Regions from separate parts of the Mus musculus genome. Here region 2 is linked to region 1. Evidence: chromatin loops called from intact Hi-C (ENCODE). Cell type or tissue: left cerebral cortex. All regions are shown on one strand.

Region 1 (8,000 bases):
ATAAATCCTCCCAAAAGAGAATTTCAAAAAAAAAAAATCACACAACACAACTGAGTCTCCAGAGAAACCAGAAATTTCCTCTTGAGACCTGGTTCTCCTAGATTTAGGTCCTCAGATCAGGGGGTTGCATTGCCAAAGTGCTTCTTGTACACCACACATATCTGTTTTTTAACAGATAGTCTCTAATTCCATCTTTATCCTAAAGCTTTAGTAAGGACCTTTGCAATAACAAAGAGCTGTTGTCAGCTGACTGGTTTTCACACATTGGGAATGTGTCTCAGTGACTTGAGTGCCTACCGTGTATAATATAGGTCCCAGATTCCATTTCTCAACACTTCCAAAAAACAGGGTTGTGGCACCAATTCGGGATGGTGAGGTGACTCTGGTAGAGGTGCTTGCCACTGAGTCTGACCACCTAAGTTCAGTCCCCCAGAACCCACGTGGAAAGAGAGAACTGGATCCCCAAGGTTGTCTTATGACTCCCTCTGCCCCCAACACATACCACAGATGGAGAATGGCCTCATTCACACACGGTACACATAAAGCAATAGTATAAATACATAACACATAAAAGAGTTTAAAATCTCTGTGATTATCCTTGCATGGGATGCCCTTCAGTCCTCCTGGCTGCTTCTCATCACAATGTGGGTTTTGGACACAGGTAAGTCTGGAGGAAAACTGGACATATCTTTTACATACTTGTCCTTATACATAACTGTCCTTATGACCTTCAATATGAAATCATCATGATTCCTTTTTTATTTTATTACATTGATTTAATAATTATGTGTAGGGATGTGCATGTCGTGATGGCTATGTGATGCTGAGAGGATAACTTACAGGACTCAGGTGTCTCCACTCTCCTTGTGGCTTCCATGGATCAAACTCAGAGAGCCAAGCTTGGTAGCAAGAACCTTTATTCTCTGAGCCACCCTTCCTCTTCCTTTCTTCTCTTCAGAAGTCAGACCCTGGAGTCTTCTAGAAGAAAAGCCACTTCCGGGAATACAATGGCTACACAAGTGCTTGGGGATGCAGTGGAGAGAGGCTTCTACTTAAAGCAGAGGCGCTGGCCTGCAAGCCCCACATGGACCCCACAGAGACCAGGCTCTGTTCACCTGCAATGGGCGGCTCACACTGCCAAGCCTGAGTGCAGGACTCTCATCTGTTAAGTATAGACTTTGCCTCTCCCCTCAGGATCTGTCTTCTCAGCCCTGTGCTGAGACACAGATTCCTTGTGTTAATTCCTAGAAGTCCGTGGCTTCAGGTGGGTAGGTATATATACATATATACATATATATATGTATATATATGTGTGTGTGTGTATTTAAAACAAGGATCTTCATTCTGAGTCCTGAGTTTGTCTCTGTGGACCTGGGACATTGTCTCAGCACAGGAGACCCCCTTGTCCACTGAAGAGAGACCCCTGTGCAGACCACAGACAGCAGGGCACTGATCCCTGTCTCCACTGGACTTCTCTGTGTCTGCACTTCCATGGTGCAGTTGCTTTAGTGACTCAATCACAGAAGGAGAGGAACTGTCACCAACTATAACACAGAATAAGGATGATAGTGTGGTAGAAGTTATGTAATCTCTGACCCTCTCCCTTCCTCCCTGACCTTCACTCACACTTTTGAGCTGATGAGGTGAGGGACATGAATGTCACAGGAGTGGGGGACACTGTTTCTGATAACAGAGTTGGCCCCAGAGTTCCTCAGGCCTGTGCAGTGTGGACACTGGAAGAAAGATGATTCTCATGCCAGAGAGCACACAGGGTTTCATCCCTGATCAGTAGTGTGGGAGAAGATTAAATTTACCCATCCCCCCACCCCAAAAAAAAGATTTTAAAAAAAGCCGGGCGTGATGGCACACCCCTTTAATCCCAGCACTCAGGAGACAGAGGCAGGCAGATTTCTGTGTTCAAGGCCAGCCTGGTCTACAGACTGAGTTCCAGGACAGCCAGGGCTACACAGAGAAACCCTGTCTCTGAAAACAAACAAACAAAAAAAAATTACCCATTTCATGATTCTGTGGAAAGAAGAGCAGAGATGGGTGGGGACTCCTGAAGAGAGTCACTCATCACACAGAGCAACAAACGTCTGTGACCACAGGTGTGAACTACAGTCACCTCCCCATGCAGATCTCCACAGCAGCCCTCCAGTGTCACCAGGATTCAGCAGACCCTGTCTCCCTGAACCCCTCTTATTAGATGCTAGGAGCATTTTTCTTGGGTCTTGGTGCTCTTAGGTTTCTTCCTGACCAACCTAGGGATGCTGTTGGGGTCAGGCAGCTTCACAGAGAGGATCTGACTCCATCACTTTCTTATTTTACTACGTTTTTTGTTTGTTTGTTTGTTTGTTTGTTTGTTTAGACAAGGTCTATCTGCACAGACTTGGCTATTCTGGAATTCATTATATAGATCAGGTTGCCCTTGAACTTACATCTGCCTTTGCATCCTATTCAACCCACCACACTGAGATTGAAGGCCTGTGCACCACACCAGCTTTATCTAGTTTTTTATTGCTGTGATATAACAGTATAACCAAGGCAACACATAAAAGAACGTGTTTAATTTGTTCTCTAGTTTCAGAGGGTTTGAGTCCATGATGGCATTGGAAAGGTGTGGTGGAGGAATAGCTGAGAGCTCAGGACTTGATTTGCAAGCAAAAGACTGAGACACTGGGAATAGAGAAAGTCTTTTAAAACCTCAGTGCCCAACCCAGTGGCACACATCCTCCAACAAGGCCACACCTCCCAGTCCTTCTGAACAGCTCCATGAGCTGGATTTGAAGGATTCATTCCTATGAGCCTGTGTGGCTGTTCTCATTCAAACCAGCACAGCGTTCACTATGAAATGGAAGAGGCCAGCAGGGTTCTGCAGATGTGTCCAGTGCAATCTGACAGAGATACCCTCCAACAGGGGACTCTGCTGAGTTGGTCTCCCCCTTTGCCTCTGTCTCCTCCTGCTCAGCCCTGTCCTCTGTCTCTGTCCCTCAGATCTCTCCCCATCAATGCCCAGCTCCCCTCCCTCCTGAGCTCTGCACTGACACTGTCTCTTCCTGGGCCTCTAGTTTCTCTCATGTGCTCAGCAGCAGGCTGTGATAAGCTGTGTGGTGTCCTGATGTGAACATTCCAATGGTGGCTGGAGAGATAGCTCAGGACTGAGAGCACGTGTTGCTGTTGCAGAGGATCCAGGGTGAGTTCCATCAGCACATGGCGGCTGTCAACCATCTGCAACTTTAGTTCCCAGGGATCCAATGCTAGTGAACCTACATACTCATGGACAAAAAACAAATGATTCTAATAAAAAAATTAAATATATGATTTCAAAAATCCTCTTTCTCCTACACATCTAGAGTGTGAGACAAGGGGCTGAGGATAGCAGGCTCTTTAGACAAATCTGTATCACCAGTCAGTGAAGCCAGCTCTGGAACAGGACAGAAATGTATGATTGAAATACACAGTACTGAAGACTATTTGCAAAAGAGTCATAGAATTAAAAATACAAAATACTGATCACAGCCTCATCCCAGGAAGAAGTCACAATGTGTGCTCAGCTTTGCACTTGAGCCGATGTTAGGTTTTGATTCCCCATGAACAAGATACATTTTACTCAGATGTTTGAATACTCATTTTTAATGGACCATGACATCCCAACATCTAGAGCATTCCTGCAGAGAAAGGTGTCCTCTTTCCCATCTTCCCTCCCACTGCAGACCCTCCAGGGTCTCACCTGTTGAAGATGAAAGAGAAGCATCACATTCTTGGGCAACAGCGCCGCCTGGTGGAAGAAACAAAGATGACAGCGTCTGAGCCCACAGAGTTGAGGGTAAAGGGGATGCAGGCAGCTGAGCTGCCCCAGGACCTCCTTCCTGTCTGCACTGCTCCAGGGCTCTCAGGTCTCAGACCGCCCTGCTCTCATCAAACTACATCCAGAAGAACTTTATGTGCTTTTCCACCCGTGGGAAGAAAACTCCCTGTAAGAGGGGAGGTAGGAGGCAGAGCCATGAGTGCTAAAAGGAGCTGCAAAGCCCCAAAGAGAGCAGTTCCAGAACTCGGACAGGGACCATGGTGTTGGTTCTTTGATGCGAGCTACATGTGGCGTTAACTAAAACCTCAAAATGGAGCACACCATCTGTGAGGCTTTTTGCTTAATTTGAAGTGGGAAGATCAATTTCTGATCCTTTTCTTTGAGATAGGAAGACACACCTGTAATCCAGAATATTTGTGTAGGAGCCCCTCCCCCTTTCTGATGTGGGCCACGCCTTCTGCTGGAAGCCTACATGAAGACATGGAAGAAGGAAAGGCTTGCTCTGTGTCTGCTTGCTCCTGCTCCTGTTATCTGTCTGAGATTCCTGCTTGTCCTCCCTTGCTCTGAATAATGACGGCAGACTTACATTTATTTATGAATGCCTACGCTTTATGCTAGGCCTTTTCCCAGCATTCTCATAATTCAGTTATCCCATTCATACTATTCTAAGTTCTGCAATGTGGCTGGTCACCTCTCCTCAGTTTCGCACATCCCACTTCCTCTGAGTCTGGGTGGCGAATCCCCCATGCTTCTCTTTTTCCTGAGTTCCTCTCTCTGCCCATAATCCTGCCTTCTACTCTCCTTTTCTAAGGACATAGGGTTTTTATTTTACCACTCAGAAGGTACTTTAGGTAGGCAAGGTAGGACAGAGACTAATCTTCACAGTGTACAACATTACTTCAACATTGACCCCCCACTTAATCCTATGAAAGGCTCTTTCTCTGACATCATCAACTGTATAAAAACAATAAGAACAAGTATAAAAACATAAGTATACAAAGTTAAGAATTTAATTACAAACACTTAATTCTTTAGTATGAATTATTATTAAGTCTTTAATTAATTAATTCGATTAATTAAATAATTAAGGAAATAAACTTTAGATTAAGAATTTAATTATTAATATTAAAAATATAAGAATTACATTCATAATGTCTCATTCATTTGTATTTGCCAATCACTGAGAAATTATTATCTATCCTATGGATCCAGTTTTTGCCTAATTCCCTTTCTATCATAACTTGAAAGTATCCACCTATAAATATCTTCCTAGACCTAAATCGTTTTCTTGAGTCCTAAACAACCTAAGCTTCCTGTGAGGCTGTAACTATGTAATCTTCCCCCCATCAGTGACCTGAGAAGGGTAAATATTCCCTGAGAAAACAGGACGTGCAGAGCAAGCATCTTCCTTCCAAAGTTACGGAAATGGCAGAGATCGCTGGCTGCCTGGACAGTCACCCAAGGTTCTCCTGCAGTCCTGGGGCATCCATCTTTGCCTACTGGCCCAGTATATGATGGACTTTTTTGTGAAGCAGGAATATTGAGGGACTTCCCTGTTATGCTTGTCGCCGGTTAGGACTGCATGCTGTCCGCAGTTGAAGCAAGGGCAGGTTTTTGGCTGGAGCCTGACTTTGCCACATTGAAGCAAACTCCATATGGAGGTTCTTTGATGCCCACCATCCTCCTTGAAGTAGAATGAGGGCACTGCCAGGCTCAGTCACGTCTCAGTGTTATGGAAAGCTGCCTGTTAATAAAACATTTTTGAATGCCACATCCTGTAGATGTCTGAGATTTTCGAAGTCCACTTATGTATCTACAGTGTATCAGAATAGGCAAGTGTTGCTTGTTTCTAGCTATCCACTATCTCTTCAACTTAGGAAATATCTACAAGGGGCTAAAGAAAGCTTATTTCTGTAATTAACATCACTAGTTCCTAACATGTCCAAAACTTTGATTGATTGACTACCCACTTGCATTTCCTAACTCTTTGCAATAGTTTCTTTCAAGGACTGGAACTTAACATTACATTTTAAATTGAGTTGCAGAGGTGCAATATCTTAAACAAGAGTTGAAACATGTGTATGTTATGTTGTAGCAAATGTAAGCTTAAATTTCTCTCAATATACAAAAATACAAACCAGTATAAAATATTTGAGACCAGTAGCTGATGCTCTTTACTCTGAAAGCAGATTCAACAACCTCCCCTCCTATCCTATTGTTCCTTTATAGTCCTTACATGGAACTTGTAGTTTCTTTGGAAAGTCAGTTATGTCAAATGATGGTTTGCTGGAGCACACAGGTGAAAGAATGTTTTGCTGAAGCAGACACATGAAAGGACCTGTGATGAAGGAGTATAACTGTGACCCCACACAGTCGGGAATGAGCAGTGAGCATGTGGTTTGTTTTGTTCTGCCTTGCTATTCTCCACTAACAGCTGGCATGTATTTGTTTGCCTTACATAGTTGTTGAGATCCACTTGTGGTAATGCCACTATTGAGAGAAACTCTCCAAAGAACTGCTCTTGAGGTTTCTGCAGCTCCTTGGTTGGTGAGCCTTGTGGTTTCTTCAGGATTGATCCACAGTTGCTGGTTCAGGCATGGTGTCTGCCTGCTGAGACTGGACTGGACTGGACTGCAGCTGTTGATTCGTATTTGGTGTTTGCCACGGAACTGAACTGCTGACAAAGATTGAGCTTGCCCCAAAAGAGCTATTGTCAAACAGGTCCACTTCCCCAATATCCTAATAACATTTCTCTTCCACTACCTCTTCTGGGTGGTGGGCAAAAGAAGATTCTAAATATTTATTAAAGTAAGTTTGAAAAAAATGTATGCCTACATAACCATTTTTTCTTTTCATCTCTTCTCCTGCTTCAACCCTAACATTGCCACACCTCCTACAGCCTTTTCAAGTAGTGTTATTCATTGATGGAGATTTAAATATATGAGCCTATGGTGGCTATTTGTATTCAAACCACAACTTTCCACTTCTAGGTCCCCATAGGCTTGTAGCAATATCATTCAGCCAAAATGCATTCAGCCCAACTTTAAAAGCCCCCATAGTCTAAAAGTCTATCACAACCTTAGCACATTATAAACTTCAAGGTTCTGAATCTCTCAGAGAGTCATGGAATCCATAAGCTGTAACCTCCTATAAAATAAAAATAAGAAATCTTATAGATCACATTCTTCCCCCACGCTATGGCACAGGATGTGCATCACCATTCCAAAATGCAAGAGAGGGAGCATCGTGAGGAGATGCTGAACCAGAGCAAGACCAGAGAGCAGCTGGGCAAACACTGCATCTCCATGTCTGATGTCAAAGCACTCTTCAGAGCTCCACCTCCTTCATCTTTGTTGACTGCAACACACTTCTCTCTCTTTGTGCCAGAGATGGGGGTTATGCATGGTCTGGACAATATGGATGTCCACTCACTATGGCTGACCTGGCTACAGCTGTTGCTGAATGCAAGACCTCCCAACAGCAAAGACCAACACTGAGCCCCAGATGTGGCACCATTCCTCAAGGTGACCAGCCAGCTACCTGGTGGCAGGCTGACCCCATGAACCAGGTCTGTCATGGGAAGGACAACACTTGATCCTTGCTGGAGCAGACGCTCACTCTGACCATGGATTTGCCTTTCCTACATGGGATGCTTCTGCTGAAGCCACCAGCAGTGAACTTACAGAATGCCTGATCCACCGTCCTGCTATTCCACACAGAGATCACGTGGTATTCTGACCAAGGAACTCACTTCACAGCAGAGAAGTGTGACAGTGGCCCATGGTCATGGAGTCCTCTAGTCTTACCATGTTCCCCACCAACCTGAGGCAGCTGGGTTGACAGAAAGATGGGGTGACTGAAGACACAGTTACAGTGCACATTAGGTGACAGAGGCCTGCAGGGCTGAGTCATGAATAGTGGGACTTTCTTGGTCCTGCCAGTGGATGAATAAAGACACAGAGACATCATCACCATCATCATCATCATCATTATTGTTATTATTAGATGCTTAAACGCTTAGCTAAGCAGAATTTATGTTATTCTTAGGTGACAAATTGTGGCCTATGTCTCCCAAGTGGCCTGTTCTTTACCTCTCTCTCACAGCCCTGGGACAGCTGTCCTTCCTCGTATAATGATGGTGAATCCTCCTGCCTCTAATCCTTTCCCCAGAGGCCCTCTCTCAGCCCTCAAG
Region 2 (8,000 bases), 1.3 Mb after region 1:
CTTAAATGATCTAGAATAAGCCCTAGGCCACTCTGACTGCCTCCCAGCTCCATCCCACAATAATTGCTTATTGTTCTTTGTTTGTTTGTTTGTTTGTTTTTGTTTTTTTAGAGACAGGGTTTCTCTGTATAGCCCTGGCTGTCCTGGAACTCACTTTGTAGACCAAGCTGGCCTCAAACTCAGAAATCCACCTGCCTCTGCGTCCTGAGTGCTGGGATTAAAGGCGTGCACCACCACGCCCGGTGCATATTGTTCTGGGTGTGGCTCTTTGGGCTTCAGAAGCCTCTTCTCGTGGTTTCTTCTCAGACCCTCTTGTCCTTGTGCACACATCAATTTCACCCCCTACCCACTCCCATTTCCTCCCTCTGGTTGGCCTTTTTCTCTCTTCTGCCCAACCATTGCATGATCAGCATTTATTGACAAGGCAAAGAATAGATGGTAAAGATTGTTTACACAAACTTGACACAGGAGATTCCTGGTATAAGCATTGCAATGCCCTGTCCAGACTGAAACATGAATATGAGGCCAGAGAAATCAGCATTTGAATAACACAAGGGTAAACTTTGCACAGAAGGTACAAAATCATTATGCTTACATTTATCTTTTTTTGTCTATTAAAAGGCTCTTTTTTCTCATAATAGTACACCACATACAAAAAAAAACAAAAAAAATTGTGAATATTACCAGATATGGTGTACATTATAATGTCTAGTCCATAAGTATTTGACAGTTTGGAGAAAGTATTCTACTATCTATGCTATGTTGGTGAGTTAGAGGTTTGTATCTAAATCATTTTTTATCCTCACTTTTATTACCATCCTAAAAACATTGTAGAACTAAAAATATCTTCTTAAAGTCTAAACAAACTTAGGCGTAATTGTGAGGCTGTAACTATTTAGTCTTTAACCACATCAGTGACCTGAGAAGGAATAAATATTATCTGAGTATACAGGAAGTACAGACACACAACCTCCAAAACTATAGGGATGACACAGAGGCAGGCTGTCTAGACAGTCACCCAGAATTGTCTCTATAATGTTGCAGCATCCATCTTTAGCCTTCTGACCCAGTATACATGGCAGACCCTTGGTTAAGCAGGAATTATGAAGGACTTGCTTACCCTGTCTTGGCAGAGTTTGGCAGTCAACTTCCCTGCATCCATTTGTCCTTTCTGGACAGCATTTTGTCTGTAGATGAAGTTAGGGCGTTTTCTTTGCCCAGTGGCTAGCTTGCCATAACTGAAGCATTGAAGCGACTCCATGAGGAGGTTATTGAGTGCTCATCATCTCCTGTCAAGTGGAATGGGGGTACTGTCAGGAGCAGACCTGTCCCATTGTTAAAAAAGATTTTTGTTTGTTTGCTTTTTGAGACAGGGTTTCCCTTGTGTAGCCCTGGCTGCCCCGGAACTCACTCTATAGACCAGGATGGCCTTGAACTCAGAAATCTGTCTGCCTCTGCCTCCCAAGTGCTGGGATATGAATGGCTGCCATAGGCTCATATATTGACATCTTCATCAAGGAATAGCACTACTTGACAAGGGTGTAGGAGGTTTGTCAATGTTAGGATTGAAGCAGGAGAAGGGCTGAAAAGAAAAAAGGGTTATGTAGACATAAATATTTTCAAACCTACTTTAACAAATGTTCAGCCTCTTCTTTTGTCTACCACCCAGAAGAGGCAGTAAAAAAGAAAAACTATTAAGATATTGGGGAAGTGGACCTGGTTTACAATGGCTCCTTTGGGGCAAGCTCAATCTTCTCTGTCAGCAGTTCAGTCCCGTGGCAAACACCAAATACCAATCAACAGCTGCAGTCCAGACTTCTCGGCCAGCAGACCCCAGACAGGAACCAGCAGCTGCAGTCCAGTCCTCTCAGCAGGCAGACACTATGCCTGAACCAGCAACTGTAGATCAATACTGTAGAAACCACAAGGCTCACCAACCAAGGAGCTGCAGAAACCTCAGGAGCAGTTCTCTGGAGAGTTTCTCTCAATGGTGGCATTACCACAAGTAGATCTCAACAACTATGTAAGGCAAACAAATACATGCCTGCTGTTAGTGAAGAATAGTAAGGCAGAGCAAAATAAACCACATGCTCACTGCTCATCCCCGACTGTGTGGGGTCACAGTTATACTCCTTCATCACAGGTCCTTTCACAAGTCTGCTTCAGCAAAGCATTCTTTCACCTGTGTGCTCCAGCAAACCATCATTTGACATAACTGACTTTCCAAAGACTAGAAATTCCATGTCAGGATTATAAAGGAACGACAGGATAAGAGGGGAGGTTGTTGAATCTGCTTTCAGAGTAAAGAGAATCAACCACTGGTCTCAAATATTTTATACTGATTTGGATTTTTGTGCATTGAGAGAAATTTAAGCTTATATTTGCTACAACTTACCATACACATGTTTCAATGTTAAGGTATTGCACCTATGCAACTCACTTTAAAATGTAATGTTAAGTTCCAGTCCTTGAAAGAAACTATTGCAAACAGTTCAAGATAATTAAGAAATGTAAGTGGGTAGTCAGTTAATCAAACTTATGGACATGTTAGGAACTAATGATGTTAATTACAGAAATAAGCTTTCTTTAGCCTCTTGTAGATGTTTCTAAAGTTGAAGAGATAGTGGGTAGCTCGAAACAAGCAACACTCGCCTATTCTGATACACTGTAGATACATAAGTGGTCTTCAACAATCTCAGACATCTACAGGATATGGCATTCAAAAATGTTTTCCAACACCAGGCTTTCCATAACAGTGAGATATAACTGCTCCTGGCAGTGCCTCCATTGTGCTTCAAAGAAGATGATGGGCGTAGAAGAACCTCCATATGGAGTTCACTTCAACTGTGGCACCAGCCAAAAATATGCCCTTACTTCAACTGCAGACTGCATGCAGTCCTAACCGGGGACAAGCAGAACACAGAGGAAGTGGACTGGTGAGCTTTGCCAAGACAAGTTGGGGAACTCCTTCAATGTTCCTGCTTCACAAAAAAGTCCATCATATACTGGGCCACTAGGCAAAGATGGATGCCCCAGCACTGCAGGAGAATCTTGGGTGACTGTCCAGGCAGCCAGCGATCTCTGCCATTTCCGTAGCTTTGTAAGGAAGCTGCTTGCTCTGCACTTGCTGTTTTCTCAGGGAATATTTATCCTTCTCAGGTCACTGATTGGGGGAAGACTGCATAGTCACAGTCTCACAGCAAGCTTAGGTTGTTTAGGATTCAAGAAAACTATTTAGGTCTAGGAAGATATTTATAGGTGGATAATTTCAAGTTATGATTGAAAAGGAATTAGGGAAAGAACTTTGGACTCATGAGATAGATAGGACTTTGGATTTATAACATAGATAATTTCTTAGTGGTTGACAAATACAAATGAAACAGACATTATGAATGTAATTCTTATATTTTATATTAAGAATTAATTAAGCCAGGCAGTGGTGGCCCACGCCTTCAATCCCAGCACTCAGGGGCAGAGGCAGGCAGATTTCTGAGTTTGAGGCCAGCCTGGTCTACAGAGTGAGTTCCTGGATAGCCAGGGCTGCACAGAGAAACCTTGTCTTGAAAAAAAAAAAAAGAAAGGGAATTAGTTAAAATTCTTAATTTTCATAATTAATTTTCTTAATGAATTAAATGAAGAATTAATAATAATTAATAAATAATTAATAACTCAAATTCTTAACTTTTTAAAATTAAGTTTATTTTTTAAAAGATTAATTTATTTATTTTAGGTATTTGAGTACACTGTTGTTTGTTTTGTCTTCAGACACACCAGAAGAGGGCAACAAATCACATTAGAGATGGTTGTGAGCCACTATGTGGTTTCTTGGAATTGAATTCAGGACCTTTGGAAGAGCAGTTAGTGCTCTTAAGCACTGAGCCATCTCTCCAGCCCTAATATTACGTTTTGATACTTGTTCTTATTGTATAAAGTTGATGATGTCAGAGAAAGAGCTGTTTATAGGACTAAGAGGTATATTGTTGAAGTAATGTTGTGGTACACTGTGTGAAGATGAGTCTCTGTCCTACCTTGCCTACCTAAAGCACCCTGAGTGGTAAAATAAAAACTCTATGTCCTGTAGCAAAGAGAGTAGAAGGCAGAATTCTGGTCAGTTAGAGGAACTCTGGGAAGAGAGAAGCATGGGGGATTTGTCACACGGGCTCATAGAAAGTGGTATGTGTGAAACTGAGGAGAGGTGACCAGTCACATGGCAGAACTTAGAATAGTATGAATGGGATAACTGAATTATGAGATAGCTGGAAACAGGCCTAGCATAAAGCATAGGCATTCAAAAACAAATGTAAGTCTGCCGTCATTATTCAGAGCAAGGGAGGACAAGCAGGAATCTCCGACAGATAACAGGAGCAGGAGCAAGCAGACACAGAGCAAGCCTTTCCTTCTTCCATGTCTTCATGTAGGCTTCCAGCAGAAGGCGTGGCCCAGATCAGAAAGTGGGAGGGGCTCCCGCTCAATTATTTTGGATTACAAAGGGGGAGGGGCTCCCGCTCAAATATTTTGGATTACAAAGGGGGAGGGGCTCCTGCTCAAATATTCTGGATTACAGGTGTGTCTTCCTACCTCAAAGAAAAGGGTCAGAAATTGATCTTCCCACTTCAAATTAAGCAAAAACGCCTCACAGATGGTGTCCTCCATTTTGAGGTTTTAGTTAGCCCCACATGTAGCTGGCATCAAAGAACCAACATCATGGTCCCTGTCCGACTTCTGGAACTGCTCTGTTTGGGGCTTTGCAGCTCCTTTTAGCACTCATGACTCTGCCTCCTGCCTCCCCTCTTACCGGGAGTTTTCTTTCCACGGGTGGAAAAGCACGTAAAGTTCTTTGGGATGTAAGTTTGATGAGAGCAGGGCAGCCTGAGACCTGAAAGCCCTGGAGAAGTGCACACAGGAAGGAGGCCCTGGGGCAGCTCAGCAGCCTGGATCCCCTTTACCCTCAGCTCTGTGGGCTCAGACGCTGTCCTCTTTGTTTCTTCCACCAGGCGGCGCTGTTGCCCAAGAATGTGATTCTTCCCTGTCATCTTCAACAGGTGAGACCCTGGAGGGTCTGCAGTGGGAGGAAAGATGGGAAAGGGGACACCTTTCTCTGCAGGAATGCTCTGGATATTGGGGTGTCATGGTCTGTTACAAATTAGCATTTAAACATCTGATTGGAGTTTATCTTGTTCATAGGGAATCAAAAACTAACATCAGCTCAAGTGCAGAGATGAGCACACACTGTGTCTTTTTCCTGGGATGAGGCTGTGATCAGTATGTTGTATTTTTAATTCTATGACTCTTTTGCAAATTGTCTTCATACAGTGTATTTCAATCATACATTTCTGTTCTATTCCAGAGCTGGCTTCACTGGCTGGTGATACAGATTTGTCTAAAGAGCCCACTATCAGCCTCTACTCTAGATATGTAGGAGAAAGGATTTTGAAATCATATGTTTAAATTTTTTATTAGAATTATTTTTTTGTACATGAGTATGTAGGTACACAAGCATTGGGTCCATTGGAACTGAAGTTGCAGATGGTTGACAGCCGCCACGTGCTGATGGAACTCACCCTGGATCCTCTGCAACAGGAACACGTGCTCTCAGCTCTGAGCCATCTCTCCAGCCACCATTGGAATGTTCACATCAGGAAACCACACAGCTGATCCACAGCCTGCTGCTGAGCACCTTGAGAGAAACTAGAGGCCCAGGAAGAGACAGTGTCAGTGCAGAGCTCAGGAGGGAGGGGAGCTGGGCACTGATGGGGAGAGGCCTGAGGGACAGAGACAGAGAGGGGCTGAGCAGGAGGAGACAGAGGCAAAGGGGGAGACCTAACTCAGCAGAGTCCCCTGTTGGAGGGTATCTCTGTCAGATTGCACTGGACACATCTGCAGAACCCTGCTGGCCTCTTCCATTTCATAGTGAAAGGTGTGCTGGTTTGAATGAGAACAGCCACACAGGCTCATAGGAATGAATCCTTCGAATCCAGCTGATGGAACTGTTCAGAAAGGACTGGGAGGTGTGGCCTTGTTGGAGGATGTGTGCCACTGGGTTGGGCACTGAGGTTTTAACAGAATTTCACTTTTCCCAGTGTCTCAGTCTTTTGCTTGCAAATCAAGTCCTGAGTTCTCAGCTTTCTACCACACCTTTCCTCTGCCATCATGGACTCAAACCCTCTGAAATTAGAGAACAGATTAAACATGTTCTTTTTTGTATTGCCTTGATTACACTGTCTTATCACAGCAATAAAAAACTAGCTAAAGCTGGTGTGGTGACAATGCCTTCAATCTGAGTGTGGTGGATTGAATAGGTGGCCTCATAGACTCATGTGTTTGAAAGCTTGGCCCACAAGGAGTGGCAATGTTAGGAGTGTGACTGTGTTAGAGGAAGTGTGTCACTTTGAGGTTGGCCTTTGAGGTCTCCTATGCTCATGAGCTGCCCAGTGTGGAATGAAAGCCTCTTCCTGGCTGCATTTGGATCAAGATGTAGAAGTCTCCCCTTCTCCAGCACCATGTCTACCTGCACACTGGCATGCTTCCTGTCATGATGGACTAAATCCCTGAAACTGTAAGCCAGACCCTATTAAATGTCTCCCTTTAGAAGGAATGCCTTGGTCATGGTGTTTCTTCACAGCAACAAAACCAAAACTAACACACCCAGCACTTAGGATGCAAAGGCAGATGTATCTCTGTGAGTTCAAGGGCAGCCTGATCTACATAATGAATTACAGAATAGCCAGGGCTGTGCAGATAGACCTTGTCTAAACAAGCAAACAAACAAAACCCATAGTAAAATAAGAAGAAAAGTAATGGAGACAGATCCTTTGTGTAGCTGCCTAACCCCAACAGCATCCCTAGGTTGATCAGGAAGAAACCTAAGAGCATCAAGTCCCCATGGAAAATGCTCACAACATCTAATAAGAGGGGTTCAGGGAGACAGGGTCTGCTGAATCCTGGTGAGGCTGGGGGGCTGCTGTGGGGATCTGCATGGGGAGGTGACTGGAGTTCACACCTGTGGTCACACGCATTCATTGCTCTGTGTGATGAGTGACTCTCTTCAGGAGTCCCCACCCATCTATGCTCTTCTTTCCACTTCACTTCTGTGACTGATTTGAAAAGATCCACAGAATCATGAAATGGGTAAATTTAATCTTTCCCCACACTACTGATCAGGGATGAAACCTCACATCACAGTGTGTGCTCTCTGGCATGAGAATCATCTTTCTCCCAGTGTCCACACTGCACAGGCCTGAGGAACTCTGGGGCCAACTCAATTATCAGAACCCGTGTCCCACACAGCTGTGACATTCATGTCCCTCACCTCATCAGCTCAAAAGTGTGAGTGAAGGTCAGGGAGGGAGGGAGAGGGTCAGAGATTACATAACTTCTACCACACTAGCATCCTTATTCTGTGTTATAGTTGGTGACAGCTCCTCTCCTACTGTGATTGAGTCACTAAAGCAACTGCACCATGGAAGTGCAGACACAGAGAAGTCCAGTGGAGACAGGGATCAGTGCCCTGCTGTCTGTGGTCTGCACGGGGTCTCTCTTCAGTGGACAAGGGGGTCTCCTGTGCTGAGACAATGTCCCAGATCCACAGAGACAAACTCAGGACTCAGAATGAAGATCCTTGTTTCAAATACACACACACACACATACACACACACACACACACACACACACACACACACACACACCTGCAGCCACAGACTTTTCATCTAGGAATTAACACAAGGAATCTGTGTCTCAGCACAGGGCTGAGAAGACAGATCCTGAGGGGAGAGGCAAAGTCTACACTTAACAGATGAGAGTCCTGCACTCAGGCTTGGCAGTGTGAGCCGCCCATTGCAGGTGAACAGAGCCTGGTCTCTGTGGGGTCCCTGTGGGGCTTGCAGCCCAGCGCCTTGACTTTAAGGAAAAGCCTCTCTCTCCACTGCATCCCTAAGCGCTTGTGTCGCCATTGTATTCCCGGAAGAGGCTTTTCTTCTAGAAGACTCCAGGGTCTGACTTCT

Evidence for each region. Peaks named below come from ENCODE experiments on the same cell type or tissue, not always from the same donor. Only the 100,000 strongest peaks of a DNase experiment are listed, where the experiment ranks them.
Region 2: it touches region 1 in a loop (24-fold over the local background); 10 of 42 quality-filtered maps call a loop at or near these places.

Annotation. Positions count from the first base shown.
Region 1 is chr17:35,291,792-35,299,791 of GRCm38, reverse strand. No RefSeq gene overlaps it. Among named protein-coding and RNA genes, the nearest start is that of H2-Q1, 25 kb to the left of the region's middle. In left cerebral cortex, a CTCF peak has its summit at 3,768 (motif pointing left); DNase peaks (open chromatin) are centred at 3,784 and 4,440.
Region 2 is chr17:34,000,630-34,008,629 of GRCm38, reverse strand. Gm31082 (a long non-coding RNA gene) reads left to right here and starts at 4,482. Exons shown (of 3, transcript XR_385546.3): 1 at 4,482-5,042; 2 at 5,185-5,262; 3 at 5,348-6,251. In left cerebral cortex, a CTCF peak has its summit at 5,003 (motif pointing right); a DNase peak (open chromatin) is centred at 4,997; H3K4me3 peaks cover 42 bases.